Regions from separate parts of the Homo sapiens genome. Here all the other regions are linked to region 2. A link is a contact called in ENCODE Hi-C or POLR2A ChIA-PET data. All regions are on one chromosome and are shown on one strand. The core of a region is the stretch at or near the end of the contact, and the rest is flanking DNA. Distances in the headings are between cores, read along the strand shown. Region 1 overlaps IGFBP-AS1 (IGFBP5 antisense RNA 1). Region 2 has its middle 180 kb from the start of DIRC3-AS1. Region 3 overlaps DIRC3 (disrupted in renal carcinoma 3). Region 4 overlaps IGFBP-AS1 (IGFBP5 antisense RNA 1). Region 5 has its middle 31 kb from the start of TNP1.

The links. A loop is a pair of places that touch in the nucleus more often than their neighbours do. ChIA-PET counts read pairs that join two places held with the same protein, here RNA polymerase II (POLR2A). Pooled maps may share reads with other maps.
Region 1: a pooled map shows a loop between it and region 2 (2.2-fold over the local background). The contact joins two enhancer-like sites. A Hi-C loop is called at or near these places in 1 of 168 maps with a recorded cell type or tissue (K562) and 3 of 50 pooled maps. POLR2A ChIA-PET finds 5 or more read pairs at or near these places in 1 of 52 experiments (HEK293).
Region 3: POLR2A ChIA-PET joins it to region 2 with 17 read pairs in PC-9. The contact joins two enhancer-like sites. POLR2A ChIA-PET finds 5 or more read pairs at or near these places in 2 of 52 experiments (PC-9 and WTC11).
Region 4: a pooled map shows a loop between it and region 2 (5-fold over the local background). The contact joins two enhancer-like sites. A Hi-C loop is called at or near these places in 1 of 168 maps with a recorded cell type or tissue (K562) and 7 of 50 pooled maps. POLR2A ChIA-PET finds 5 or more read pairs at or near these places in 1 of 52 experiments (HEK293).
Region 5: a map of aorta shows a loop between it and region 2 (1.9-fold over the local background). The contact joins two enhancer-like sites. A Hi-C loop is called at or near these places in 1 of 168 maps with a recorded cell type or tissue (aorta) and 1 of 50 pooled maps. POLR2A ChIA-PET finds 5 or more read pairs at or near these places in 2 of 52 experiments (OCI-LY7 and PC-9).

The regions. Positions count from the first base shown.
Region 1 is chr2:216,789,711-216,795,904 of GRCh38, forward strand. The region is part of intron 3 of IGFBP-AS1 (IGFBP5 antisense RNA 1); the gene reads left to right. It also overlaps the pseudogene RNA5SP120. Among named protein-coding and RNA genes, the nearest start is that of TNP1, 67 kb to the right of the region's middle. Within about 2 kb of position 3,146, at least 10 of the 41 ENCODE cell types and tissues checked have a DNase peak (open chromatin) inside an H3K27ac peak, as active enhancers do.
Region 2 is chr2:217,101,384-217,107,198 of GRCh38, forward strand. No RefSeq gene overlaps it. Among named protein-coding and RNA genes, the nearest start is that of DIRC3-AS1, 180 kb to the right of the region's middle. RefSeq lists enhancers at 620-689, 3,983-5,182. Within about 2 kb of position 4,493, at least 8 of the 41 ENCODE cell types and tissues checked have a DNase peak (open chromatin) inside an H3K27ac peak, as active enhancers do.
Region 3 is chr2:217,528,109-217,533,892 of GRCh38, forward strand. All of the region lies in intron 2 of DIRC3 (disrupted in renal carcinoma 3), which reads right to left. Among named protein-coding and RNA genes, the nearest start is that of DIRC3-AS1, 250 kb to the left of the region's middle. Within about 2 kb of position 2,468, at least 2 of the 41 ENCODE cell types and tissues checked have a DNase peak (open chromatin) inside an H3K27ac peak, as active enhancers do.
Region 4 is chr2:216,772,747-216,778,528 of GRCh38, forward strand. The region is part of intron 3 of IGFBP-AS1 (IGFBP5 antisense RNA 1); the gene reads left to right. Among named protein-coding and RNA genes, the nearest start is that of IGFBP5, 80 kb to the left of the region's middle. Within about 2 kb of position 2,030, at least 12 of the 41 ENCODE cell types and tissues checked have a DNase peak (open chromatin) inside an H3K27ac peak, as active enhancers do.
Region 5 is chr2:216,825,976-216,831,736 of GRCh38, forward strand. No RefSeq gene overlaps it. Among named protein-coding and RNA genes, the nearest start is that of TNP1, 31 kb to the right of the region's middle. Within about 2 kb of position 3,770, at least 7 of the 41 ENCODE cell types and tissues checked have a DNase peak (open chromatin) inside an H3K27ac peak, as active enhancers do.

The DNA.
Region 1 (6,194 bases), core at 1,896-4,395, 310 kb before region 2:
TTAGTCATCCCTGGAATCTTCTGGGATTTATGTCTCCTTTATGCCATCTACATTCTTGTAAACTCCCAATCTTGGCTCTCTTGCCAAACCCATTAGAGCTCACCGTTAGTAATCCTGCCTCAACAGTACCTTTCCTTGGCATTCAGGATAAATTAACCCTCCTCTATGCTTTCCTGGTGCTGCTATACACCTCCATCAGGTATAAATTGCATAATATCGCGTTATATTTATGGCTTCCTCACTGCAAAGTTTTCATGTATATGTTTTCCTCATCTTTACATTTTCAGCGGCTAGCTGGGGAAAAATGCGAAGAAAGAAAGAGGGAGAGAGATAGATAAAGAAGAGAAAGAAAAAAAAAGCAAAAAAAAAAAAAAGAAAGAAAAAGAAAAGAAAAAAATAGATGCAAGTTTGAGTTAATTCAAAATTGCCCAATCTAGTGCTATTTTGAGTGCTTTCTAATTGCTTTATTTATCATGTCTTCTCTCCCAGTGACTTATACTGTTTTTGAGGGAGAAAGGCAGAGTTGTAGTAGCCAGGATTATACTAGTCACAAATGGCAGAATTTCCATATCCAGCCTAGGCTAGAAGGGGGATTTGTTGGTTCCTGTAACTGAACCAAGGGAGGGCAGAGTGCAGCTGGCCTCAGGGTCAACAGGGAACAGGGAAAAGACAAGCGGATAGGACTCACTGTCCTCCATCTTGGTTTCTGCCCACGTACTAGTTCTGTTCACTCAGACTGATTCTCTTTTGGAATCAAGGGTGCCAGCAATGGCCAGGTTTCACGACCTGCCATTTTTACCGTGAAGAGGAGCTGCCTTACCTCCTGCCCCCCGCCTCCCGCCTCCCACCTCCCGAGGTCTAACTTAAAAACTCTTAGGGAAACATTGGCTTTCCGTGGGTCCTGTGCTCCACCTGAGATCAGGGAGGTATATTTTCACAACTGGAAGCTTCTAGTAGAATAAAACTGGCATGGGGTGGAAGGAAGACATCCCAGAGGAAGGGGGATGCATTTCTTAGAAGCAGAAGAACATGTGACAGGCAGACAGAGTAAGAGACATGCATTCAGTGTCTTCCTTTCTTGAATAGCCCTTTCTCAGTGGTTAGCCCTAAGCTGGGCAGAAACACACATGAACGACGAGAGCCATTTTCCTTTTAAAGTGCTGCCTCTCATCCCTTATGCAAATTTATCTCCAGTTTGGGGCTGCCGATAATTTTTTCCAGGGTAGATACATCCCCTTACCCTGATGGATTAAGAACCCACCTTTTGGCCAGGCATGGTGGCTCATGCCTGTAATCCCAGCTGCTTGGGAGGCCGAGGTGGACAGATCACGAGGTCAAGAGATGGAGACCATCCTGGCCACCATGGTGAAACCCTGTCTCTATTAAAAATACAAAAATTAGCTGGGCATGGTGGCATCCACCTGTAGTCCCAGCTACTTGGGAGGCTTAGGCAGGGGAATGGCTTGAATCCAGGAGGTGGAGGTTGCAGTGAGCTGAGATCATGCCACTGCACTCTGGCCTGGGTGACAGAGGGAGACTCCGTCTCAAAAAACAAAACAAAACAAAACAAAACAAAACAAAACAAAACAAAACAAACCCACCTTTTTAACAGACTTTATAGTCTAGAAGTCCCACCATCAACGTTGATCTTCCTTTCTACAGCCTGTAAGCACTGAAAAAAAGAGGCCCAACCATCTATTATCCATTCCACACTCATTTGTCCAGCATTTACAAAAAATTAGTAAACTGTTTTTTGGAGCAATTTTAGGTTCACAGCAAAATTGAGTGGAAAGTACAGAGATCCCGTCCAGCACATATTTTTCACAAACTATTGTGCAACCAGCTTTTATTGACATTTTTTTTGTTTTACTCAAAAACTCTGTGAAGTAGGGATGCATTTTTATCTGCACATTTCAGATAGGGAAACTGAGGCCTAGAAAGGTAAAGGGGCTTGCCCAAGACCTCACAGCTTTTGAGGAGCCAATCTGGGGGTGTTACTGTGCATTTTCCTGGGCACTTTCAAAGAGCAGAAGTTTCCAAAGCAGGAAGGGCTGGCTCTTCAATGGTAGAATTCTCCTTTCATAGTAGATATTGAGAGAAATAGTGTAACTATTGACAGGTTTTGAAAACCCTGAACTCAGCAAACAGACCACGTTCAGTCTGCCCATGTCTATTCAAGTCATCAACTTTGGGTCCCCACTGTGCCCCTGTAAGGGAGTCTAGCAACTTCTAATAAGGGATGGGCATTTTCTGTGTGGCTCCTTTCCCACCATTGATGCTGACATTCTGGCCCCTGAATACCCATTTCATTGGTACCAAATGGAAAAGCCCCTGGAGGGGAGGATGCCTGGGATGAGGGGGAGGGTAGCTGATGGGGCTCTCGAGATAGCCCTGGTTCGTCTCTCCCAAGACTAGTTCTCATGCCAAAGGATTCTTGTGTCTCAACCCATGAGATCTGTGGGGCTACAATTCCAGTTTCTTCTTTCTTTGGCTTCAGTACTTTCCAGCTCCAGTCTCTTGAGGTTAGGGTGTATGTGACGGGGAGAGGAGACTGGGGCAAGGGGTGGGGAGTTGAGTGGAGTGGGTGGTTGGTAATATTTTCCAGTTCTTTCTAAAGTGTCTGCCTTCCCTTAATGGATACGGAAGTGAGCCAGCCAGCTGACTGCCCCGACTGCAAGATTGGTTACTGCTTACATCATCTGAGCAGCCAGACTGGGGACAGGGGTGGTGGGGAGGTGGAGGAGAAGCTGAGCAGGGATTAATCCAGCCCTGAATGAATTAATAGACAAAGGCATTGGAGATCAGGTAACCTTTTTCCCAAGCTCATGCCCTGGGGATGTGGAGAAGAGCCAGACAGTTCCATTAGTGCATGCATGGCGTGCTCTGTGGGTGCTCCGCCCTTTATCAACATTTCAGTTCCATTCCATTGCACCCTATGCCTCTCCAGTCTGTGAGCTTTGGTTGAGAATCAGGAATGTCCCAAGAATATATTAGTGGAGGAGTGATATAGAGAGATCTAAGATTAACAGCCCTCTTGGCATTCCCTTTTAGAGGGGGCCAGCAACCTGCATCAGTTAGCTTTTGCATGATGAGCTACCCCTAGCGTTAGCGATGTCTGACAACATTCCTTCATCACTGCTGCGGAGTCTGCAAACCAGCAGGGCAGGCCTGCTGAATCAGATTGGGCTCTGTGGCTCTTGGCTGCACTTGCTTAAGTGTTTGTAGGCTGGCTGATGGGCCAGGCTGGTCAGTGATAGCCTGGATGACTGGAGCCTTTCTCTGCATACTCTCTCATCCTCTCCCAGGCAGACTTGAGCTTGCTCAGGTGGCAGAGGCAGGGTTCCAAGGAGGCAAGGGGCAGCCTGCAAAGCCTCTAGAAGACAGGCTTAGAATACATGTAACATGTTCTGTTGGCCACAGCAAGTTACAGGGCCAAAGCCGGCAGTGGGGAAGAGCTCCAGCTCTTGATGAGAGTAGGGGAAAAGAAATGCAGACATTTCTGCACTCTGCTTTAGACACACGCACCCTCACTATGCACAGAAGACTGATAGTCCTCTTTGATTTCTCTTATCACACATGCTTATGGCAGGATGGAGGAAGAGTAGTTAAGTCTGACAGGGGTGAGTGGGATGGGACAGAATTTGAGGAAAACTTCACAGAGCAGGCAGCCTTAAAGGACAAATAGTATTTCAACAGAAGCAGAAACACACACCTCTTTCTCTTCCTTTTCTATTATTTTCCTCTTGCCAAAAACCCACATTGGACCCAGCTACCACTTAATCTAGAGATTCCATCAGCGATGCTGTGGTGGCTCCCATCCAAGTATAAACCAGGTCAGGCCCTGCTTAGCTTCTGAGATTGGGTGCATTCAGGGTGATATGGCCGTAGACGGTGACCCTATGGCGTAGAATATGCTTTCTGCATCTGGAGGCAAGATGAGCTCCAGCTAGAGCTTCCAGGGGTTAGAAAAAGGGAGGTTCCCTGACTCACATTTTTGCCAAATTATAATGCTTCTTTCCTATCTCTCGTCTCTTCTTGAGCTCCTCCCCTGCCGCTCTTTTTCTCGCTGTGATTTCTAATGGGTATAGATCTATGGATGGCAACAAGGAAAAAGAAAAGTAAAAATTGTTATTATTCCATTGCCAATGGAAGAAAAGATCAATTTATTTATCTTACTCTGTGGAGGGGTCATGCAGATACCCCACTCATTAGTATGTGAATTCCTTGTTAAGTGCTTAGTGCAGTTTTGGGGGCAGAGTGTGTGGATCAATAGACAGCATGAAGGCAACAGAAGTGATGGTAATTGTTGTAATTATTGTACTTAATGAGTCATTGGAAATGGAAACATTATTTGAGCAGACTTCTACTGCCTTAGCAGAATTTGCTGATTTGCTAGCATCCTTTACTAGTAAGATCATTAAAAACAAATATTCAAATTTTAGAATTGTTTTTTCTATGATCCAGCAGTCTCACTATTAGGTATTTATCCAAAGGAAATCAGTATATCAAAGGAATACCTACATCCCAAGGTTTACTGAAGCACTATTCAAAATAGCCAAGATATGAAATCAACCTGTGTCCATCAACAAATGAATGGAAAAAGAAAATGTGAGACATGGCTGGGTGCAGTGGCTCACGCCTGTAATCCCAGCACTTTGGGAGGCCAAGGCGGGTGGATCACGAGGTCAGGAGGTCAAGACCATCTTGGCTAACATGGTGAAACCTCGTCTTTACTAAAAATACAAAAAAAAAAAAAAATTAGCCAGGTGCGGTGGTGGGTGCATGTAGTCCCAGCTACTCGTGAGGCTGAGACAGGAGAATGGTGTGAACCCAAGAGGCGGAGTTTGCAGTGAGCGGAGATCGCACCACTGCACTCCAGACTGGGCAACAGTGCAAGACTCTGTCTCAAAAAAAAAAAAAGAAAAGAAAAGAAAATGTGAGATGTATATATATATATATCTGTATGTGTATTTTATATATATATATACACACACATATATATACACATATATATATAAAGTTGGTGCAAAAGTAATTGCGATTTTTGCCATTAAAAGTAATGTAACACATACACATGTAGAATACTATTCAGCCATAAAAATGAAATGTCCTCATTTGCAGCAAAATGGCTGGAACTGGAGGTCATTATGTTAACTGAAATAAGCTAGATACAGAAAGACAAATATTGCATGTTCTCACTCATATGTGGGAGCTAAAAGGTGGATCTCATGGAGGTAGGGAGTAGAATGCTAATTACCAGAGTTTGGGAAGGGTGGGGAGTTGGAGGAAGAGAGGGTGGTTAATGGGTACAAACATACAGCTAGAAGAATATGTTGCGGTGCTTGATAGCACAGCAGAGTGACCACAGTTAGCAGTAATATGTTGTACAATTCAAAATAGCTAGATGAGAAGATCTGAAATGTTTCCAATGTCAAAGAAATGTAAATGTTTGAGGTGATGAATGTCCTACGTACCCTGATTTGATCATTACACATTATTATGCATGTATCAACACATCACATGTGCTCCTTGCATATGTAGGTTGTTATGTTTCATTAAAAAAAGTTTAGGGCCAGGCATGGTGGCTCACACCTGTAATCCCAGCACTTTGGAAGGCCAAGGTGGGTGGATCACCTGAGGTCAGGAGTTCAAGACCAGCCTGGTCAACATGGCGAAACCCCGTCTCTACTAAATATTAAAAAACTTAGCCGGGCATGGTAGTGCATGCCTGTAATCCCAGCTACTTGGGAGGCTTAGGCAGGAGAATCACTTGAACCTGGGAGGCAGAGGTTGCAGTGAGCCAAGATCGTGCCATTGCACTCCAGACTGAGCAATAAGAGTGAAACTTGGTCTCAAAAAAAAAAAAAAAATTAAAACAAACAAGCAACTTTCTATTTTAGCACATGCATGAGGAACTCTCTTCCCTAGGGGAAAAAAAGTCCCAGGAGGAAACCTAGAGTGGGTCTGGGGTTGGTCCTCCTCCCTGTGAAATCTACCCTTGGAGAAATCCTCTGTCCACATCTCCACCTGAGGGAGGATGCCCTAACCCTGCCCTCACCCTAGCAGCTGTTGGAGAAGATGAGGGAAGCGCTGAGAGTGCAGACTGTTTTCTTATGCTCCCCAGTCTCTGTGGCCAGGAGTACTCCTTTTGCCAAGAAAGGGGTGGTGCCCCACTAAACCTGGTTTGTCTTTTC
Region 2 (5,815 bases), core at 3,243-5,742:
AAAACAAACTATAGTTGTTTTTGTTTGTTTTACAAAAGAGGGGTTAACCATAGCAGCAGATTCAGCTCAGTCTATGAGCCACCAGTTTGCCGTCTCCATTATAACCCCATGTCCTTCCAACCTATCCGTTAGCAAGCCCTGGACCAGTAGGTTTTTTCCAGTGTCTCCAAACCTAATCCCTTTTACAAGTAGTTTTTGCATCTCAAGCTTCAGCTGCTTTCTTTCTTTTTTTTTTTTTTTTTTTTTTCAGATGGAGTTTCGCTCTTCTTGCCCAGGCCAGAGTGCAATGATGCCATCTCAGCTCACTGCAACCTCCGCCTCCCGGGTTCAAGCGATTCTCCTGCCTCAGCCTCCTGAGTAGTTGAGATTACAGGCATGCACCACCACGCCTAGCTGATTTTTGAATTTTCAGTAGTGACGGGGTTTCTCCATGTTGGTCAGGCTGGTCTCAAACTCCCGACCTCAGGTGATCTGCCTGCCTCGGCTTTCCAAAGTGCTGGGATTACAGGCTTGAGCCACTGCACCCAGTCTCTTTTCTTACATCTCTCTACACATGCCAGTCAGCCACCCTGATTTTTAAGAACAATTATAACTTGGTTTTTTATGTCTTAGCAGATGAAAATTTCAAGTTAGGTTGATATGGTTTGGCTCCGTGTCCTCATCGAAATCTCCTGTTGAATTGTAATCCCCAGTGTTGGGGAAAGCACCTGGTGCGAGGTAATTGAATCAAGGAGGCAGATTTCCCCCTTGCTGTTCTCCTGAAAGTGAATGCGTTCTCATGAGATCTGGTTGTTCGAAAGTGTATAGCACTTCCCCTTTCTTTCTCCCTCTCCTGCTCCACCATGGTAAGATGTGTCTGCTTCCCCTTCACCTTCTGCCATGATTGTAAGTCTCCTGAGGCCTCCGCAGCCATGCTTCATGTACAGCCTGCAGAACTGTGAGTCAAGTAAGCCTCTTTTCTTCATAAATTACCCAGTGTTGGGTAATTCTTTATAGCAATGTGAAAACAGACTAATACATAGGCTTTCCTCCTCCTTTTCTACTACCCCTTTGCTTTTCTTTGAGGTTTTGTTTTTTCATATTGAATGACCAAAATCATGTCCCTAGGATGGGGAAAAAATCTAATGAATTAATTCACAGACTGTCAATATCTGACAACATCCAAGCTACCAGTTCTTTAAGTCAATAAAATCTGTTTAATTTTCATAGACTGGTGATGACTAACTCTGCCGTAGGGAAAATTTGGGTTCTTGATTTTTCTCAAAGTTTTTATTCAAGGTTCCAGAAAGTGGAATTGGCTGTGAGAAAGGTCCTCAGGTACTCATTGTAAACACATTTCTGCCTCCTCTCCCCTGCCCTCACCTCTTCTGCCAAAATATTCCCTGTTCAAGGGGTATACTGGATGGTTTTATCTTCACCATTATGATTATTAAAAGCTAATATAAACAGAATACATCTATATGATAGATATCATGTCAAGAATTTTACATACACTATACTCATTGGTTCATCACCAACTGAGACTTTGTACTCCATTATCAGCTCCATTTATAATAAGAACAGTTCTACCTCTTGTCTTAGTTCCTTTGGGTTGCTTTAGCAAAATACTACATGCTGGGTGGCTCATAAACAACAGAAATTTATTTCTCACTGTTCTGGAGGCTGGAATTCTGAGGTCATGATGCCAGTATGGTCAGATTCTGGTGAGGGCTCTCTTCCTGGCATGCAGAAAACCACCTTCTTACTGTGTCCTCATATGACAGGGAAAAAGGGTGAGAGAACTCTCCAGGGTCTCTTACAAGGAAATTCATCCCATTCATAAGGGCTCTCTCCTCAGGACCTGACCTAATCACCTCTTAAATTCCCCTCCTTTTAATACCGTCACCTTGGGGGTTAGGATTTCAACAAAGGAATTTTAGAGGGACACAATTATTCAGCCCATAACACCTTGTTTTGATGCTTAGAGTAACACAGGGAAACTCAATTCAAGTTTAAGAGACCTTGAAAGTTGACATCATCCATCCCTCAACTTCCAGGCAGAATGAAATCCTCATTGCAGAACTGTAAAGGGGGAAAAGAACTTCTGTTTAAAATTCATTAAAAAATACTCTCTAATAAATGATCCTCAGCCTCCTTCAGTGAGTCATTTTGGTGTATAATAATCATCACAATCAGGAATTCTTTTATTCAATGTACAGCCCACAAATCATAAGACTTCCCTGGAAATTTTACTGGAATTTCATCTGACACCTAATTTTTTCCAACTGGGGTTTTAAAATAGGTTATTTATTTACCCTTAGACCCTCGTTTTGTGGTACCCATACCTCTCTTGAACACTTCAGATTATCATTTGAAATGAGAAGTAGTATGTGTGCATATATTCATGTACGTGTGGTTCAGACAGACATTGAAACAAAAGCAAAATAAAATATCTGCCTATTGTCTTTTATAAGCCAGTATTGTTATTCACGGCTGGGGTTTGAATCTTGCTTAATTATTTGCAATTGCCAGACCATGACCTAAGTAGTTGGGGTAAAGAATACCAAGGGCTCTTTTCCTGTAGATGGGATCAGCAGCTTGGTATGTCAAGCCCTAAAGCATCCTGCCTTCACACAGCTCTTTACTAAGTCATCTGTCTTCACATCCTCACCTTTATAATGGGCTGCTTAATAGCTGCTGGGCATGAATAGCAATCATAAAACATAAAGTGCTGTACAAGTATTGATTAGTAATTAATTTCTCATTTTATTCATCAAAGCTACTTAATTGAGAAACTTTTTCCCCACTTATCTAAGCTTACACACCCAGAAAATGAGGGAAGCGTGTGCATGTGTGTGTGTGTGTGTGTGTGAGAGAGAGAGATCTAAGTGTGTATATGGCAGTAGGGGCTGGATTTAGGGCCTCTGGTTTTTTTCTCTCTTTCATCCACTCACCTGATGGCCGTCTATCTCTATGAGTCATGCAAATGGCTTTGGGGCAGTGATGTCAAGGACATCAATAACATTGTTATAAGAAGGACTGATGAGTCTGCATACTTGCAACTGTCTAATTGGTTCATCTAGAAACCAAAAGACTGGGTCCCAAATAGCAACAGTTCAAAAAAAAAAAAAAAAAAAAAATCCAAGGATCCTGAAGCAAGGAGAAGATACTGGGAGAAAGAGGAAAGGAAGTGATTATAGACAGAGCCTAGGGAAGACACACCATTTCAGTAGCTGGAAATCTGAAATAAGAATTGTTTCCTGCTGGCTCAGGCTTTGGACTAGATCTTAGGGAGCTTGGCTGTGAATTTGGTCTTCCTAGAAGGAACAGCAGAGCAGAACTTGAAGGAAAAGTGTCAACTTATCCCGCTCCCTGTAGCTATCATGGAAGTCTAAGCCAGAGAGATACCTGGCTGGGTTGGCTCAAGCTTAGGAGAGAGCCTTAACTTCTAAAGGGTTGACACAGGGACAGACTTATCCCCTGTCTGGATAATGTTGTCTGCCTGTGTGGGGTTGCATGAGGGTATGGAGTTATTTTTATTTCACTTTTTCTTCTCTTAACCACACAATGCTAGGTCTCTTGATATTTTTCCCCTCAAGTTTACTTTTAGAAATTGCATTACTATCTGCTAATCTAAACATATTAATTTCAGCCTGAGGTCTAAGGGTTTAAAGAAAAAATCTCTCTCTTTGTCTTCAGTTTCTTTGTTCAGATTCTTTATTACAAAGACATAATAGTAGAAAGACATCTGTCTGCTGGATCACAATTAATATTTACCCATGGGCACATGTAGCTCTCTATTTTCAGGCCTCCTTCACCTAGAACTGAAAAGATGTCCAGGTTACCCTACAGTGTAGGGCCTACACAACTTATTTGAAAAGGGAAAGATGATTTTCTTCAGTTCATTTAACAAAACACTTTATAAACATTTGTTATGTGCCAAGAGCTATTTTGAAGTACTTTTCAAGTATTAACTCATTTAATTCTTTCAGCAACCCAGTGAGATAGGGACTATTATTATTCCCATTGTACAGATGGGGAAATCAAGGCATGGAGAGATGATATGACTTCCCCCCAGTTGCACACCTCATTAGTGGTGGAATCAGGATTCTAACCAAGGCAGTCTGGCCTGGGATCCTTCATTCTTGACCATCACTTCAAGATGAAGCTCACCCTTACTGATACTTCCTGGTCTTATCTTTTAATTATTCAGGTACTCAATTTTCTTACTCATATAGGGAGATTGTATAATGAGATCTCCTCATTTATTCAAGTAAAGCCTGTGGTGTTTAGCTCCCCCTTGGTTCTCCTTGCTTTGTATTGTAAATACCTTGACTATGCCTTTAGCTCAGGCCTTTAGGCTTAGAGTTACAGGGTTACAGGGAGCTCATAGGGCCCTGTACAACTATTCTACAGAGTTTGAGGATGGATATAACCAAACCTGACACCCTCTTCTAGGCCAAAGCCACAGAAGGAAAGAAGAGAACAGCTTAGTAGTCAAGGGTGCTCCGTCAAACCACATAGTTTAGATTCTTAGAATCTGGTATCATCTGTGCCACCCTTGCTGAGTCACTTCCCGGCAGTCCCTGCCTTCTTATGGGCTGGAGCTTGGTCTTAATCATGAGGAATTTCAGCAGGAATGGATGTCACCAGCTCCTTATACAGTCACAAAACCACTTCTGTTGGGTTCAGAGCCATGGAGCATCCACACAGCATTCCTTCCTGCCTGTCAAGCTTCAGAAGTTTCCATGGCTTCCCCAACACCCAAAGGAAGAGGAGAGTAGAGGAAAACGGAAGAAAGGGAAGACAGAAGAAGAGAGAGAGGGGACAGAAAAAGAGGGGGAAGGGAGAAGAGAGGCAAGGATGGGAGGAAGGAAGGAAGGAAGGGACGGAGGGAGGGAGGAAGGAAGGGAGGGAAGAAAGGCTTTTCATTAAGCCTCAGATCAACCAACCTCTGGCCTGCTCTTCCTGATTCCTCTGCAATAGGTGTTCCACGTGTTGTACTGTAAAACTCACTTCCAACTTCAGCATTCTTCTGTTGTTTAAGGCCTTCTGTGACCTCTGATTTCCCCAAGTTCAAGTCCAAACTCCTAAGCATGGGTCACAAAGTTCTTTATAATCTGGTCCCCATTTTTCCTTTCTATTTTGCCTCTCTATCCTTTCCATATTCCCATTTTCTCCCTTCCCTCCTCTTCCCTCCCTTCCTCTCCTCTCCCCTCCCTTTCCTCTCTCATTCTGCCCATCTACCCTGCACCCCCTTTCCCTGCCTGCCTTCCTCTTCCCACCTTCTTCTTTTCTTCCCTACCTCTACCTTCAATAATATTAACCTGGTTGTAATTCTCTAAAACACAAATCTTCCCTCTTGCCTCCTGATCTTTGCTCAGATCTTCCCTTTGCTTGGAATCTTTTCCCCTGTTCCCGCAATCGGATGACTAACTGCCACTTAATCTCTAAAACCCAACCTAGTTTTGCTCCAAGGATACTATTCCCTGGCCCTACCACAGCGCCTCCTGTCTACCCTACAATGCAACAGCAGGCCTCATAGTATTTTACTCTCCACCTTAATGTTCTTCTCTCCCACAGGACCATAATCTTCATAAAGGGGTCATGTCCTTGACAAATTATCTCTGCAAAGCACACTATGTGGTACATGGAAGATACTAGCAAAGATTTGTCGACAGATGACATCAATAGTGTATGGCAGTGTAAACTGGGGCCCATTCCTAACAAAGAGTCTTAATATAATTTCCTCGGGTATCACACTGGGGGTGAGAGCCAGAAAAGAGGTCAAGTCATTTGAAGTCGCCTGTACAGAACATGTAGCTATTCAGATTAC
Region 3 (5,784 bases), core at 1,218-3,717, 420 kb after region 2:
CTTTCACCCCATCTCCCATCCAGTAATCATTATTACTAAAACTTCACACTAGGCCACAGATCTATTTTATAGCACCCCTTTGATGGATTAATTTATGGTAACTCTCCTTCATTACTAAAGCCCAAATCAAAGAAAATGCTCTTAGAATGGTGACCTGCCATTTTGCCATTTCTGATCTCTCAAGATGGACACAATTTCAGGGTTAGATGAAAGAGGAGTAGAGTGAGGCAGAAAGAAAGTATAGGGATAAACGGTCTGGCATCATTCTTTTCCTGGCTTTGGACATGCTCTTCCCCTTATTTTTTTTTTTTTTTTTTTTTTTTTTGAGACGGAGTCTCGCTCTGTCACCCAGGCTGGAGTGCAGTGGTGCGATCTCAGCTCCCTGCAAGCTCCACCTCCTGGGTTCACGCCATTCTCCTGCCTCAGCCTCCCAAGTAGCTGGGACTACAGGCACCTGCCACCACACCCGGCTAAATTTTGTATTTTTTTTTTAGTAGAGACAGGGTTTCACCATGTTAGCCAGGATGATCTTGATCTCCTGACCTTGTGATCCGCCCGCCTCAGCCTCCCAAAGTGCTGGGATTACAGGCGTGAGCCACCACACCCAGCCCCCTTATTTTCTACCTAAGAAGAGGTCTTGCAGTGTGGACAGAGCCTTCTGGATTCCACTGGCATTGGGTTTCTGCTTAACTTCTCTTAAGTTAACTTTTTGGAACTGCCAAAAAGTTAACAAGAGAAGTTAAGTTAAACAAAATCTACCTGCCAGCCAACACAAGAAAGACTACAGAAAATAGACATCCAAAGAGATCATAGGATTGATCTCCTCCTCAACAAATCCACTTAATGGGTAAAAGTGGTCAGAACAAAGTGTGCTATGATTCCAGAAGAAGTCAACGGACTGGGCCAGATTTCCTCCAATCTACGACAGAATCTATGAGTAGCACGTTACTCTGTGATTCTTAGGAAACATCTTCTCTTGTCCTATAGTTCTTAATCAGCAGACCTGTGACCACTGGGAGAGGTCTGTGATTACTGAGCAAAGTTGACCACAGAAAGAATATCCATATTCTCAGAACCTCATCATGACTAATCTGGGAAGCAATCTTGGAATATCCATGTTTCCTGAAAAGAGTACAGAAGCCGTGGAATCAGGACCTGAGAAGGCTGTGTAGTTCCTGGCTTTGTGACCAGGAGACTCTCTGGAAGTCAGTCTCCTTATCTGTAAGAAAAGACAAGGAAATAATTCTTATCTAATGAGTTCTTGGGAAATTGGGAGGAGATAATTGATATGTGTCAGCATGTTGCTCAGCTCCTGGGTATGGTGCCTTCCATCACGTCAGATAATCACCATCTTGCAAGAACAAGGGCAGGGCCATGAAGCAGGCCAAATGCCAGAAGACTGTCTGGACCTTTGCAGGTACCAAACACATCCTTGTTGAATGAATCAATGCAATCATATCTATGGTTTGTGGCTAGGGCAGCCAGAAGATTGGTAGACTGGCATCAGTAAGAGCTATCTGGACATATAGGAAGTGCTTTCCAATTGTTGAGTCGCAGAGATCTTAACAATCCAGAGATATTCTTTTGGGATTGGATAATACTCACAGCTTCCACAAAAGAACCTTGCAAAAAGTTGTGGAGGCTTTACAAGACTAGATGGAGCCAGGCCTCCATCAGCCAATTCTGGAGAAACACTTGTATGCTGGAAAACTGTCCCTGGGACAAAAAAAAAAAAAAAAAAACAACAACAACAACAACAACAACAAAACAGCATGACACTGATACCAACATTTTAATCACGATAATTATTGTTAGTGCTTGGCACAGGCAAACTCCTAATCTCTGTAACCTGGTAAGGGTTCTTTTCTAACCAAGGACTCAAGGATCAAGTTGTCTCTTCATCTCAGCATATGCCTTTCATGGTTGCCCCAGCAAGGTAAAGAAAGATCGAGGTAGCACAATGCCTCTTTACTGCTTTGGCCCCAGTATGGCACAGATCATTGCTGATCACAGCTATCGGCCAGAACTAATCAAATGGGCCTAATCCAACTGCAAAGGGAGCACCTGAATAATAAGTGAGCGCTAAATGTCTCTACCACTGCTGAGGACTCAACAGAGGGGCAGTCTGATGTCTCACCATGCTGATAGCCAGGAAGCTCTGGATTTCCTCCCTCTATGTTTTAATGACTTAACCAGGGGTGGTAAAGGAGGCCTTTAGAAAAGATTCTCAAACACAGGGGCCCAGGGATCCCTGGGAATCATTTCTTACTTTGCCATCATCTTTTCTCCCTTTTTTTTTTTCTAATAGATAGCTCTCAGAGGGGATTACCAAAGCAATTTTATGGTCTTTATAGCTGGTTCTCTCCCCAGTAATTCAGCTGAGAGTCAAAGATCACAGAAAACCTGGCACCTCCCTCATCTCACTATCTCTCTGGAGAATGTGGGCCCTCCTCCCTCTCTGGAATACATGGAGGCCGCCAATTACAACATAGATTCTCCTGCCAGCTTCAGTGCTGTCTGCCAGGAGTAGGGCTACTCCCAAGAGGTTGACAACCTAAAAGGCCTTCATCACTATTCAGAGAGCCATAGCCCTGGTCCCCACAAGACTTTAAAAATGGCTCCCTTTGGGTAATTTCTAGTGCTGCTTTGCTGAAGCTCCTTGCATACCAAAGTTTATAGCAAGAACCAAAGCACCTGCCATGCCCCACTCCCACCCACCCCCTTCATACCCTTCTCCCTTGCTCTACCATCCTTCACCTGGGCTTCTGACTCAGCCTGCAGATAGCCTACAGGTCAAAGTCCACTTCCACCTGACCAGCCTGTGACTCTCTGAAAAACAGACCAAAGCTAGCCTGAGGCTTTTAGGGGAAGGAAACATAGGCAGTTTGAAGTCCTAGGGGCTGAAAACTTAGGCCTACGTTTCTGGCTATACTTTGCCAAGTTTTTTCCATGAGCATGAGACTGTGGCAATTCTGAATTGTCCAATCCCTGGCTGTGGTTCAAGCCACACTTCTAGTCACCTTCGCAATACACCCCTTACCATCTCCAGCTCCCCGACTGCCCTCCATCTCCTGGACCTCTCAGAGCCCCAGAATTTTCCTGCAGCCAACATATTGAGAGTCTTGTAAAAGCTGAATACAAGAAGAAGAAAAAGAGAGGCCAAGCTTATTAAACTCCTCTTCAGCTGGCTGCATGGATTCTTTTAAGTCCACTGTTGGATTTCTTTGAGGTCTCAGTACGTGCTGACTTGCATGGCTGGTTTGGGGGATAGGGAAAGGAGGTAAGAAAAGCTTTGCACTGGATAAATAAAAATCCCTTTGTTAATTAAGGAGACATTAACAAGACCATGGCCTATATCAGGCAGCCTACACAGAAGGTTTGATTCTTCAGGAATTAAAAACAAGGAAATAGAGAAACTCCCCCACCACACTGCATAACTTTGTTCTAGGGCTGCTAAGTTATTCCCTGCTACTACATCAGCTGTGAGAGCCCTGTGAAATATGCTGTGGTTAAAATAAACTCAAGCACCTAAGCATATTTTTTTAGATGTGTTAGGTTATCTAAAACAGTTCATCTCCTCTATCTTCTCTTTGAAAAAAAGCCTAAATTATTAATTTTCTATCCAGTCATTTTATGTTTTCCTGCCCTGTCTGTCCTCTTCATAGCAGCCCAATCTGAATGAGAGACATGAACAAAGTGATTTAAGAATTGTTGACTGGAAAAGGAGTAAGGTGATACACCAATAGCCCTGGTCCACACAAAACCTTACAAATGGCTTCCTTTGGGTGATTTCTAGTGCTGCTTTGCAAAAGCTCTTTGCATGCCAAAGCTTATAGCAAGGACCAAAGTGCCTGCCATGCCTCCTGCTCCCCACCCCCTTCATAGCCTTCTCCCTTGCTGTACTAGCCTCACCTGGGCTTCTGAATCAGACAGGTTAGGATCAGAGGTCCAGGTCTTCCTCTCTCATGGACAGGTTGCATAGCCTGTTTGAGATTGGATTTCTTCATTTATTCAGTGTGAGCAGACTATGAAATGTTGGAGATTATATGTGATTGTTTATAATGTTCCTAATACACTCTAGGTGTTCAATCAATTACACATTGAAGAATGGCATTATGAAATCACATTGTTATTATTAACACCACCTTCCACTCTTTCTTTACTTCCCTTGAACAGATCCAGTCTACCCCAAAAGGACCTTAGCCATTTCCACATAACCTAATCAGTAAACTGGGCTCATTAAACTTTTCTAAAAGATGTGAATAGGGCAGACAGAAATTGATATGGTTTGGCTGTGTCCCCACCCAAGTCTCTTCTTGAACTGTAGCTCCCACAGTTCTCAAATGTCATGGGAGGGACCTGGTGGAAGGTAATTGAACCATGGGGGCAGGTCTTTCCTGTGCTGTTCTCATGACAGTGAATAAGTCTCAGGAGGTCTGATGGTTTCATAAGGGGGAGTTTCCCTGCACAAGCTCTCATTCTGTCTTTGCCTGCTGCCATGTAAGACATGCCTTTTGCCCTCTGCCATGATTGTGAGGCCTCCCCAGCCTCACATGGAACTGTGAGTTCAATAAACCTCTTTTTCTTTATAAATTACCCAGTCTTGGGTATGTCTTTATCAGCAGCATGAAAATGGACTAATACAGGAATACAACAGCCTCAGGTCACTACAAGCTCAAATTAATGCCCTGCCTTCTGAAAAATTTACACATCTCCCTCCTCTTTCCACTTATTGAACACTTTTATATGGCTGACCCTTTGCTAAGCTCTTTGCGTGCATGGTTTCAACTGGACATCACAACTCTGCTGTTTACAGGAACCCTGGGATCCTGGCTGCTGAGTTGCTTAGAGTCTCTCCAAATTTAACCACCAGCCTGCTATAAAAACCTCTTGTAGCATCCCCAAACCCCAAACAGATCATAGAAACTCTTAACTTTGGGCAGACATCATGCTTTTTATGTCACAGAAGCCAGTCTCATGAGTTTCTGGGTAACAGTCACTGGTATGTAATCCTCCCAAAATCCTCTCCCATAGGACATTACTTGATTGCTCCCTCTGGGTATGAGGTGTCCTAGAACGAGCCCGGCAAGGACACCAAAATTGTTTTCACAAAACCCTTGTATTACTGCTTCCTCTTCCTATATCTGGTAGTTCCCCAGTGGCTATTCTAAAGTTAACCTTGTAGTCCTCCTTTCCCATATTGCATCTGTAGGGAAATGAGACACAGATACACAAGCAGCTGGGAATTCTTGTGAGGCTGAAAAGATGAGAGTTGAAGGTTCATGGATTTTGAGCAATCACTAGCGAGTAAATCACATCCGATCTTTCTAGTGCAAGGAGCAATATGCTCATTATCTCATAACTACAGAAGAGTATGCCAAGGCCAAGATGCCAGACTGTCTGGTCTCCTGCTTTGGGCATTTGGATGTCTAAAGCAATCAGGACATATGTCCCTGTGTCCTCTCATTGAGTATCTTGAAGGGGGAGACACTCTGACATTACTTCCCCTGACACTGGCCCAGGAAACTTGATCACTGAGTAAGCCCAATATAAGCTGGAGGACTCAAGTTGTAGACTTTTGTTTCTGTTCTGACTGGTCCACCTCCAAACTGCTTTCAAGATTCAGGTCTACTGGCTCCTAAGAACTTCAGTCTTAGTATTATCAAGTAAGGCAGAGAGAAAAGGGAAGGTTTAGGAGTCAGACAAATTTTGGTTTGAATCCTAATTCAGCTACAGCCATGCATTGTTTAATGATGGATAAACGTTCTGAGAAGTGTGTTGTCG
Region 4 (5,782 bases), core at 780-3,279, 330 kb before region 2:
CAGAGAGGTGAGCAGTAGAGGGGGATGTCAAACAGGCAGTTCAGCTCTGGAGCCCAGCAGCTCAGCCTCTATGGTGTTTGTCTTCATTTGCTTTTTGATTTCAATATTCTATAGACTTGCAGCTGAGGGGCTCCTGCTTCTGGGCTGTGCTCCACCCCCCATCCCTGTTGCGGGTGATGAAATTCAGATAATCTGAGGATGACAGAGGCAGCCCATAATCCTGGAGGAGCCTCCCACCATTCCATGTAATCCAACCTTCCTGGGTTATATATTACCGGGGAAAACCTGGGCCACAGAAAGCCCCTGACCATGATTTCTGTGTGCTGGCTGGTGTATCTTTGGGAACTCTATCCAGTCTTCCATCTAGTTTCTCGCTGATAGGCTTGGGAACCTCTTTAGAATGCCTCATGTATGCGACACAAATTAGTTCTCTTGACCATCTCCCCTGAAAGCCATTCGCTTCTAGCCGCCTGTCTTGGCTCCCTGCCAGTGTGCCTCTGACTTTGCAAATGCTGCAAGAGGCAGCTATGTTCCCAACGGCTGCCCAAATGGGATGCCACCACGGGCGCCTGCCTGCTCTGTGGTGGTAGGAGATAAGGATACTTTCAGAGCTCTGAGCAAAGTGCTTGGAGAGGGCCCTCCGAGATGGGAGAGAGGCTTTTGGATTTGGGCATTGGGGACTGCTCATGAAGGGAAGCCTTTGATCTGGAGCATGTCAGGTGGTGAGGGCAGGGGGCAGGGGTGGGGTGAGCAGAGGCTATTCTGGGCAAGGAGAACCTCATTGGTGAGACACACAAAGAGATTTGAGACTGAACTGTGTTCAGTACGAAGCCCCAAACTCAGCTGGAGCTGACCCTAGATTGCCTTCGATTCAAATCCTACCTGAATATACAGGGCCCAGGAGAAACTCTGCCTCCTTTCTCTCCAGCCATTCTGGCTGTCAGCAGCATTTATCATGCAAAAAAAAGCAACAACTATTTGTTGAGGCCAGCTGTTTGCCAGCACTGTTCTCCATCTGGCGTGGATTGAGATACTTTCTCTCCATACTTTCTGGGTTCATTGAAGTTGGGTGAGATGGAGATGGGACAGGACCCTCCAAGCCTCCTGATTGAGCCTTTAAGCCTCCCTCTCCCCTTGTCCCAGGCTGGGAAGGTTTTCCTCATTTTTTAGCATCCAGTGAGTGACTGGTAGCCATGGCCAGATATGGCCTGGAGCTGGTTTTCCAGGGCCCACTTTAGATTAGGTGCTTGGCAATGATGGGGCAGAGCATGAAGGTGAGAAGGAGTTGGGTCTCTGTGCCTGGTAGCATCAGAATCTCTTCTATCTCAAGGTCCTGAGAGGTATGTGGATACTTGTGGATGCATTGGTGGCCAAGTTCATTGGTGGCCAAAAAGAAAAAAAATAAATAATCAAAGACCATACAGAGAAACTAGAACATTAAAACAACTTCTCCAGAAAGACGGGCAAGATGAAGGTGAGACTAAACAGAGACCTTGATACCTTGAGATCCAGCCTCAGGTTCTCGTGGTCACACGCTGTTGCTTCTTGGACTCTGAGATCTCTGGATGCCACTCTTGGAATTCTTGGAGAGGATCTGGGACTCTCCCCACATTGGGGAGGAGGCAGACTCACAGGATTTTAGTCTATGTGACATGTAACTAGATTGGCAACAAAGGAAACCACATCATAGCCACACAGAGGAGGGAATGCAGCCACGGAGCTGGAATTGCCTGCCTCGGGGGTGATGGTTGGAGTCCCTCAATATTTGACAAGAGTCTATCTTTATTTTCCGAAAAGAAGCAGAGTAGAAATGAAAAAGAATCATTCAAAGGATGACGAGTTGAGTGTTTGGAGGGGCAGTTACAGTTTCCACCCCTTAAACACTGGGAAAACAACAAGAGTCGCAGCAACCCTAGAGATTCCGGAGAGTTCTGGACTGCACTGGAAGTGCATGGAAGCTGAGTGGGAGGGGGAGGAAAGTGATGCCTAAAAATACTCCATGAGGGAGGGCTTATGAGGTCATCTCCCCAGGATACTCTGTCTACCCTGGCCAGACTCTGACCGCAGCCCCAGGGCCAGCTCTGAGTACAGTCATCTGAATAGGGCAGGAGCTTAGGAACGGGTGTTGATGGATGGGCAGCTTGAGAGGGACAAGGGGAACCTGGAGAGGATTCAGAGAAGGGACCCAGAGGTGATGAAATGGCTGGAAACTAGAGCTCGGTGGCCAGGTCAAGGGACTGGGACTGGCTCTACCTGGAGAAGAGAGGGAGGTTTGAGTGAGGGGTTAGGGAAGAGCCCTGCCCCCCGGTGCTCAGGCCCTGGCTCTTCTCTGGCCTTGCTGAGGATGGAATTAGGGTCACAGTGCAGCTTTGCTCTTGAGGATGGACTGAGTTCCTGGAGCTTTAGAAACCCTATAGCAAGGGGGAGCTACGTTTTCAGATTATCAGCACGATCACCCCCTTCTGTAATTGAGAGTGACTAACACTTACAGCCATTGCAGCTCACAGATCCCTAAAGCCCTTGTGGCCTGGAAGAATGACTCATGAATGGTGTTTCAGACAGCTGGCCTGGCTGGGGGTGGACACAGGTTTGAACAGTTGGGACACATGCCTGGTACGCATCAATCACTCTCAGTCTGTTGCCCAGGCTACAGGGCAGTGGTGCGATCACAGCTCACTGCAGCCTTGAACTCTTGAGCTCAAGTAATCCTCCCAACTCAGGCTCTGAGTAGCTGGGATTCCAGGTGTGAGCGATTGCGCCCAGTCTGAAGCCCCTCATTTTTACACTGGACCCATGAAAGGAGGACTGGAATGAGGTTGGAGTGGGTGGGTATAGACTTTCTCAGGAGGAAGAAACTAACTCATACTTCTGCGGCACCTTCCGTGTGCCAAGAACTTTACGTGGGTAGCCTCATTTAATTTTTACAATAATCCTGTCGGGGAAGGAAGAGACAAACTGTTCTTTCCATTTTACAGATTAGGAGATCAAGCAAAAAGAGATTAAGCTTGTACCCAAACTCACCTAGTTACAATTGGAGTGGTACAGTTGAGACCTGACCAGGCAGGTCTAATTCCAGAGCCCACTTGCAGTTGATGAGGGAAATCTAGAGACATAGTCAGATTTTTCATCTGGCCCCAGAACTCTTCAGACAAAGGTGCCCAGGAGCACATCCTTAGGTCAAGCTCACCTTCTGACTCTCAGAGTCCACATCTAAATTTAGAGAAGGCCAGTTCAGAGATTCTCCAGTACCCCTCCCATGTCTTAGCTTTGGAGGGTCCAACTTGGAGCATCCCTGAGGTTTCCCTAGGTGGAGAGAAAAGCTATGTGGGGGAGGAGAGATGCAGTTTACGTGTCTCAAAGTGGTGAAAGAGATACAATCCCCAAGCTTGGATTTGCAATTGGTGTCTGGTTGCCTTGGCCTGGAATCTGAACCTGAACTGTTTTCCATGGGCAAATTAGCTAAACAATCCAGCCCACAAAGGGAGCAGCTCTGATATGTCGGTGAACAAGCTCAGAGAGGTGGGGGGCCGTGGGGGTGCACAGAGTTGACAGCGGAGGGAGGAAGGCTACTGGCGAGAAGCCGACCTTCTCTTATCTTGCTGCCTGCGGAGTCAGCCTTTGCTTGAGAACCTGGCGAGGAGGCTGGTCTGATTTCCCTGTGGTCTGAACGGTGGGAATTTTGTTTTGGTGGCAGATTATATTTTCCCAAGGTGGTTTGAGTTACACCTACCCCGTTTCATTTAATTAGGCTGGTGCTGCTGTCTATTGTGTCTCCTGGGCCTTCTTGCATGAATAAATAGTAACGTGTTTGTTTTCTTTTGGGTGGGGCACTTTTTAAAAAATGGTGGGGTTGGCAAAAGTGGGGAGGTCCTCAGGAGGGATGATGAAGTCATCAGGAAACAGGTTAGAGGCAAATGTTCACCCCGTGGAGCTCAATAACTCCTTTCCCCCACCTCTGGGGCCCACTTTTATACAATGTATTCAGAGCCTCCTCTGTTTTCACTTCTGTTCCCAGCCAGGCTTGCTTTCTCTTTGCGGTGTGCCTGGAAATCAGGTGTTTCCTCCTCCAGGCCTACTGGCCTCCCCTCATCCCTTCTCATTTTACTGTAGTTTTCCATCCAGCTCCCTCCTTCTCTCTCTCTCTCCATCTCTCTCTAGCTTCTGGCTACTCCAAGATTATTAACAGGCAACCATGAAATATTATGCAGCCATAGAAAGAATATAGGAACTCTATACACGTCCACATGTAATGCTTTCCAAGAGATATTGTAAAGAGAAAGTGCTGTAAATAGTATGCCCTCTGTGTGTAACAAAGAGATGCTTACCTGTGCACATAATATTTCTGGAAATACACAAAAGAACTGGATGGAGTCTGGAATAGAGTCTGGATTTGGAGACAGACCTACTTTTATATTGCATTCTTGAGTTCTATTGACATTTTTTATTATGTGCATGTATTACTTTTTATAATAAAGAATTAATTTATAAAAGGAAAGCATACTATAATATTGTACATATTTAATTACTAGATTAAGCAGTGATTACGTTCTGTCTTAGAGGATGCAGGTTTGAATCCTAGTTACACCAAATATTAAGTATATGACTGTAGTTAATTTATTTAATCTTTCTAAACCTCAGTTCCCTCATCTGTAAAAATAATAACCACGCCTACTTTACGAGGTTTTTAATCTCATACTTTGCAGTGAAGGCTATTGGTCGAGTACATCACTAAGTGGAAGTAAGTTTTAATTTCTGTGTGAAATTCTCCTTGAAAGTAAAAGCACAAATTATAAAAATAATTCAGACCATGGATTCTGATTTTTCCATTTAGAAAATGATATTACTAAATAATGAAAGTCTAGCTTGCAAGAAGAGTGAGAGTGTTGTTTACCTGGGATTGTTTTAGAGGCTTTGGGGAAAAGGCCAAGCGTTGGGCGATGGGGAGAATTTGGTGAGGCTAGAGGTGAGGCCATTGCAGTTATAGGCAACAGTGAGGGCAGGGTGAAGGCAGGAAGGGACAGAGGATAGTGGTAAACAATGAGTAGATCAGTTGCGCTGGAGAAGCAGTTTCCTCTAGAGGGCGATAAATAGAGACAAAGAGGTTGGAACTGGAAGGCCAAGCCAAGGATCATACACTGTGTCCTACAGGCAGTGGGAGGCACTGCAGGTGTAAATGAGAAAGTGGCTGGGTTATCTTTTGCACTGTATGCAGTGGCATGAAACAATCTTTTGTCATGCTCACAAATTCTGTGAGTCAGATATTTGGACTGGGTATAGCAGGAATGATTTGTCTCCACTCTCCAATGTCTGGGGCTCCAGCTAGAAGACTCGAAAGTTGGTGACGACTTGATGGCTGTGGCTGGTGTCATCTGAAGGCTTGTTTACTCACTTGTTTGCAGTTCACACTGCAGTCGGCTGAGTCCTCCGCTGTATCTGTCTCCCAGACACATGTCCATGGCATCTCCATGTAGGCTGGGCTTCCCCGTAACATGGAGGCTGGGTTCCAAGGGCAAGCATTTTGAGAGACCTAGGAAACTGTAATGCCTTTTCCAACAGAGTTTCAGAAGTCATGTCCTGGCTCCGCTCATCAAGACAGTCACAAAATCTTGCCCAAGTTCAAGGGGAGGGGAAGTAAAATCCCCCTCTTGGTGGAGGAACAGCAGGTGGAACCAGAAATACTGCTGTGGTCACCTTTGCAAAATACAATCTGTGACAGACAGTGTCATGGAAAAAGCCATTAATTCAAAACAAATATGTATTGAGGCTGCTCTGGCTATGGAGT
Region 5 (5,761 bases), core at 2,520-5,019, 280 kb before region 2:
TAAATAATCTTGCTAGGGTCTCATTCTCAAATGTTATACTTCTGATTGTGCGCTCAATCCTGTCTGGATTCAAGGATCCAAAAGGCTTTAAGACACAGTCAATTGCCAGGCTGGCATTTCAACATGGATGTCCAAAAGGCATCTCCAGCCTCTCATGTGCATCCAAAGCCTTAGGTTGTCTTCCTTTCCCAGAAGGTTCCTCCTGCGGCACAGCCTTCCACACTTCAGGAAAAGGGCGGCTACTCTGGGGGTCCGCCTTTATCCTCAGTGCCGCACACAGCCTGCAATCCATCAACCAGCATGTCCCGTCACTCCGCCTTCAAATCTCACCTCCTTCCTGCCATCAGCTCGCACCTGTGCTGTGCACCTGCCTCACAAGGGCTCTCCTTGAGCCCACTCTCACCGCTCTCCATCTGTTCCTCACTCAGTCGTCAGGGTGAGCTCTTTATCCTTTCCTTCATTCAAAATCTCCCAATGGCTTCTCGTCGCATTGGGAATAAAATCAAAATCCTTGCCTTGGCCTGCGCAGGTTCTTGACCTCACTTGTAGCTCTCTCCTGCTTCTCCTGACCACCCCCGCTTTGGCCGTAGCCAGTTTGGCTGCTTTTCAGCATGTGGGGCTCAGTTTGGTCTCACGGCCATTGCACTTGCTGTGTTTGGGGCACTTTCCTTCCAGATCTTCTTCCGGTTCCTTCCTTTGCTCCATTCCCATCTCAATTCAGAGGTCCCTTCTTTCAGGAGGCTTCCTTCTCTAGCTCCTAATCCATTGACCTCTAGTTCTCCATCCTTCTCTAGCTCCTAATCTATTGATCTCTCTCTCTCACCCTCACCCTGACTTATTTCTCCTTAAGGCACTTATCACTCCCTGACATTATTTTATTTCTTTATTTGCGTATTTTCTGTCTCTCTCCACTAAGATGTGAACTCCATCAGTGCAGAAACTTTTCCTGTCTTGTGTACAACTGTATCCCTTGTGACGTCTTGTAAGCATTCAATAAATGTTAACTAAATGAGTGAATGAATCAAGGAGGAGAAACTGACCATAGGGCCTCTGCAGAGCAGCAAACATTCTTCCACAAATGGAGGAGAGCTGGGGACTTGGTTTTCTGGCCAGAGGTGAAGCTGGCCCATCCCCCTCCAGCCTGGAGTGCAGGCATTTGTGCAGGGCATGGGTCTCTGACACTGCGAGCCAGTTGTCTCTGCCCCATGGCTCTGATCAGATCCAGGCACTTGGGGTTCTGTGCTTCTCTGCTTTTCTCTTTTTAGGCGGTACTTGGCTGACCTCCCAGGGGGTATAGCTGGCTTCTTCTCTAAGCCACTTGTTCTTGCTGTTAAGAAATGACTAAGCAGATTCTCCATCTCCTGGTAGCCAGCTGCCAGCCTGCGAGACTTGATGCTTTTCTGAAAGAGGGCCCTTCTTTTGCTCTGTGTTCAGAGAAAGCACGAAGCAGACATCACCATCATTGCCTCCTTTGCAATGGCCTGACTCACCTCCTCTTGGTGTGTGGCTCTAGGCTGACCCCCACAAGGAAGAGGGAGGCAGAAATTGGTATGATTACTACCCTCAGGACTCAGCGTCCAAGTCCTGCTGGATATTAGAGAATGACTGGTTGAGAATATTCAGATGGTGACCTAATCATACCGGCACCATTTTTACTGACAGATTGCTAAGTGCCAGGCAGCATGCTAACCTCCCTAGGTACCTTAGCTCATTTGATTCTTGCAATCACCTTGTGAGGTAAGTACTGTGACTTTATAGGTGAGGAAATGGAGGCAAAGGAAAGTTGAGGAACTTGCCCAAGGTCATATGGCTCAGCAGCGGCGGCTGCATAGAAGCACAGGACCCTGTTTTCAATATGCTTGCCTGTCTTGTCCAGGGTGCTTCTACACAGTGCTGCACAGGCAGCTCCTAAAGCTGCGTGCAGCAGGAGCACAAAGAAAACCCCAAGTAATTCTTCCGAGGGTCTCTGCCGCCACCTCCTTAGTTTACTTCAGGAAGACCTCTGCCAAGTTCAGTGTGAAATTAACAAATTTAATGTGAAAAACTGGTTTAGAAGTGAAATGGATTGTGGACTACTGGGTATAAATAAAACTAGAAAGAACTTTGCAGAATCATTTATACGTTGACATTTATTGCAAATCATCAGGAGAGTGGTGTATCAAACTGTCATTCCTAAGTTTAATTGACCAGGGAATATGTTTTTTTTTCCCCTTAGGAGTATCTTAGGGGCTAGAGTTCCAAGAACACTCTTCAGAAATTGCTGAACTGTGCAGATATACCCACTGACCTATAAAGATGCCTTGGGCATTCCTCTTTCTATTCCTTTGCCCACCCCACTTTCTCCATCTGGAATCCATCCTCTGTCTGTCCATAGATCCGTCCATCCATCCAGTAAACATCTACTGTGTTCCAGGCACTATACAAGGTGCTTTCTCCTAAGTCATCTTGTTAATTTTTGCCACAGCCCCATTCCATAGATAAAGAGGTGATAGAGACAGGAGACAGACAAGGGTCCCTGGCGAAAACCCACCTAAAACCTAAAACAATCCTGAAGGCTGAAAAACCGGACTGCTGGTCCTGGATGAAGTCCACCCTTTCCTGATTGGTTCTGTCTGAATAATGCGCACCAAAGGAAGCAGGTGGAGCAGGGAGGAGGAGTCTGGCCTCTTCAGTTCCTATGTAGTGGCCTGGGATTCAGTCTGCAAGGTGCGGGCCTGCTAGCAGGACTCTCTCGCTTTGCTGAGAGTTCCTCTTTCCTTTTTCCTTTTTCACCCAATAAACCCTTCCTCGCATCTCACCCTACAATGTGTCCGTGAGCCTAAATTTTCCGAGTAGTGTGAAAAGAACCTGTTTTTTTTTCCTGCAACAGAGGCAACATATCAGCAGACCACAAAGCTGGACAGTGAAAGGGCTGGGATTAGAATCCAAATTTCCCAATCCGGATTCCAGATTGTTTTTTCTTCTATTCTTCAGTTTTTTGTCCTGTAGTTGCTTATTCATATTTTCTCAATTTGTCAAAATCCTAACTCAAACTTCGTTTCCTTCAGAAATTCATGTTTCCCTTTCTTCCTATGTGCTATGCACAGAGAAACTTCTCCGTCTTCTAAACCCCCTCCAGACCATCTCTATCCAGATTTGGCACCCACTTCATCAGGTTCCCGGTTAAGAAGTGAGTGTGTGTGTGTGGGTGTCTTGGATCTCCAGTGGTGTGTAAGCCAAGCACTTGGCACACATCATCTTTACTTGACACATCAGCCTTGTGGGAGAGGTACCATTACACTCATTTTGTAGATGACAGAACTGATGCACGACGAGGTTCAGGCACTTGCCCAACATCACCAAGCAAGTCAGTGATGAAGCTAGGATTTGAGCCTCAGTCTTCTGGCCCCAGAATCCACATTCCTTCCACTATTCTATGCTGAACCCCTTGTTGAGCCCCTAGTTTCATAGCTGAGAAACTGAGGCCCATGGAAGGACAGTGGCTAGCCCCGAATCCCACAGCTGTGAATAGCCGTGCTAATACCACGTGCAAAGGCTCACATCCGGGAACCTTTCTTCTCCAGCAGGCTGCCTCCCCAGGTCTAATGCAGGTCCCAGCTATTGCTGCCAGTTGGTTCCTGTTACCTGGATGCCATGGAAATTGTACCTTGTAGCTCTTGATACAGCAGGAGCCTGGTGGCTGCTCCCTGGGGGAGAGCCAAGGAAGGTCAGAGTACTAGCCTGCAAACCCAGCACCTAAAATATACCAGGCAGCAACCCCAGTGGAAACCAGGCAGCAAGCCAAGAGCATGACATAACCTTCCCACAGCTCAGGGCTGGAGTCGGCTTCCAGCTCCAAGGTTCCCTGGGTACAGCGCCTAACAGAGCACACGTGCACTTCAGGGCTGCGACTTCTTCCTTTTATTTTAAAGAAAATGAGTTTCTTTTACTCTGGTTCTAGAATTGAGGGCTGGCAGGAATTGAGGGAGCTAAGAGCCAGGAGACCCTTGGACCATGGTGGGGAAGGGGCAAGGAATAGGCTTCAGATTGCTGGTTTCCCAATTTGAATGTTCATCTGGACACTGGAAGAGCTTTCAAAAGTGATCCAGGTTTCATTCCAGACCTACAGAATCAGAATCCCTGGGGACAGGGCCTGGGAATCGGTATTTGAACATGTTCTCCAGGTGAGTCTCTTCTGGTTCAGGTTTGTGAACTACCTTCCCAAATATGCCTCTTCATGGCTATCTCCATTTGCTGGTAGTCCACCAGATCTCCATCTCCCATCCTCAACTCACACTTAGTACACTTTTTTTTTCACCTGTGAAATTTAAATTCTATATTGTCCATTTCCATAGCTTTGAGGGTTGGTGTGATAACAGCACTTAATGGGGGTTTCTGTTATTTTTTTTTTAAAACAGCAGATTTTAGGTTTTCTCTTTAAATGGAAGTTTAGGAGGGGTCTGTTCTGACAGAGGAATAAGTTCCCTGAGAATTCACTTTTGAAAAATTTGGTTGTTTTAGAAGTCTGTCTCTGAGGCCCTTAGTATCCAAAGGAGTCCGTGAAAGTCAGAGGTTGCCATGGGAATGGCAGCTGCCAGGAGACAGGCTATTGTGTTTAGATTCTTGTATTAATAACACCCTCCCCAGCAGCCAGAAATACCTGTTGAAAGAGGAGAGGTTCTTTTCTTCTTATTCAAGAAGAGTTTGGAAAGTTACTTTCCTCTGCCTTGAAGAGGGTCAGGGGTTTGTGGTTAGGTGTACAAGTGACTGTTTTTTCTCCTCTTGCCCAAGGTGAAGCAAGAGAACTCAGTTGGAACCTTGGATCCTCCTAGCTGATCAGAAGACTAGAGAGGAAAAACAAACTTAGATGACTCCTCCTCCAGCATATCTAAGGGGGACAAAAGCCATACTGGCCATGGGGAGACCCTGGATGAGTGTTGATACCAAGCTGACCTGAATTCCAGGCTCAAGTTGTAGATGTGTGTTCTCCCCTGGGGAGGAGTTACTTACAAGGATTCTGGGGAGGTTGTTAGCAGCCTACTTTCCACTTCAGTGGAAAGAGCATTGGATTCCATGCATCTCCTAGCTGCATGACAGGGAAAGAAAAGGAAAAAGAGGAGAGGACTAGTTTTAGTTGAATATTATACGTACCACAAGTTAGATGTTGTGTTAGGTGCAGGGAAATAAAAATCACTAAGGCAGAATTTGTACTTGCAAGGAGTTCTCTGTCTCGAGGCAAGCATGGAATCAGAAATGGCAAGTGGTAGTCATTTTGTTTGCTGACTGGATTGCTGTGATGAGTGTTTTCTGCGGGGAGGAAGGGATGGATGTCATTTGGTATGTCTGGATCTAAATAAACAATACCATGATTTCCACTGCTCAGGAGAGTTGTGTGTGGTGCCCTGTGGATGGTGCAGGTGAGACGTCCAAAGACAGCATCGCTCACACTGCTCAGGACGGATGAGGTACTGAAGGAGGCCAGATTGGAGGAGCCAGCCTGGGCAGGGCTGTGGCTGTTTCAGGGCAAGGTAAGGGGTCCTTCTGTGAACTCAGAGAAGTTTCCTGTTTTGTGTCCTTTCCCAAAGCCCTGGTATAGTGCCGGCCATTAGGAACATTATAAAGTGCACCCAGTTTTTCTTGGTGGAAGTTCCCCTTTTTGTGTCCTTTACCCTTTTAAAAATATGTCTTCCCTTGTTTCTCCTTATCCTTGATCACGTCCCTTTTTTCAGGGAGAGAAATTGTCAAAAAATTTATACTACTAAGAGTAATTTAAACCACCCTA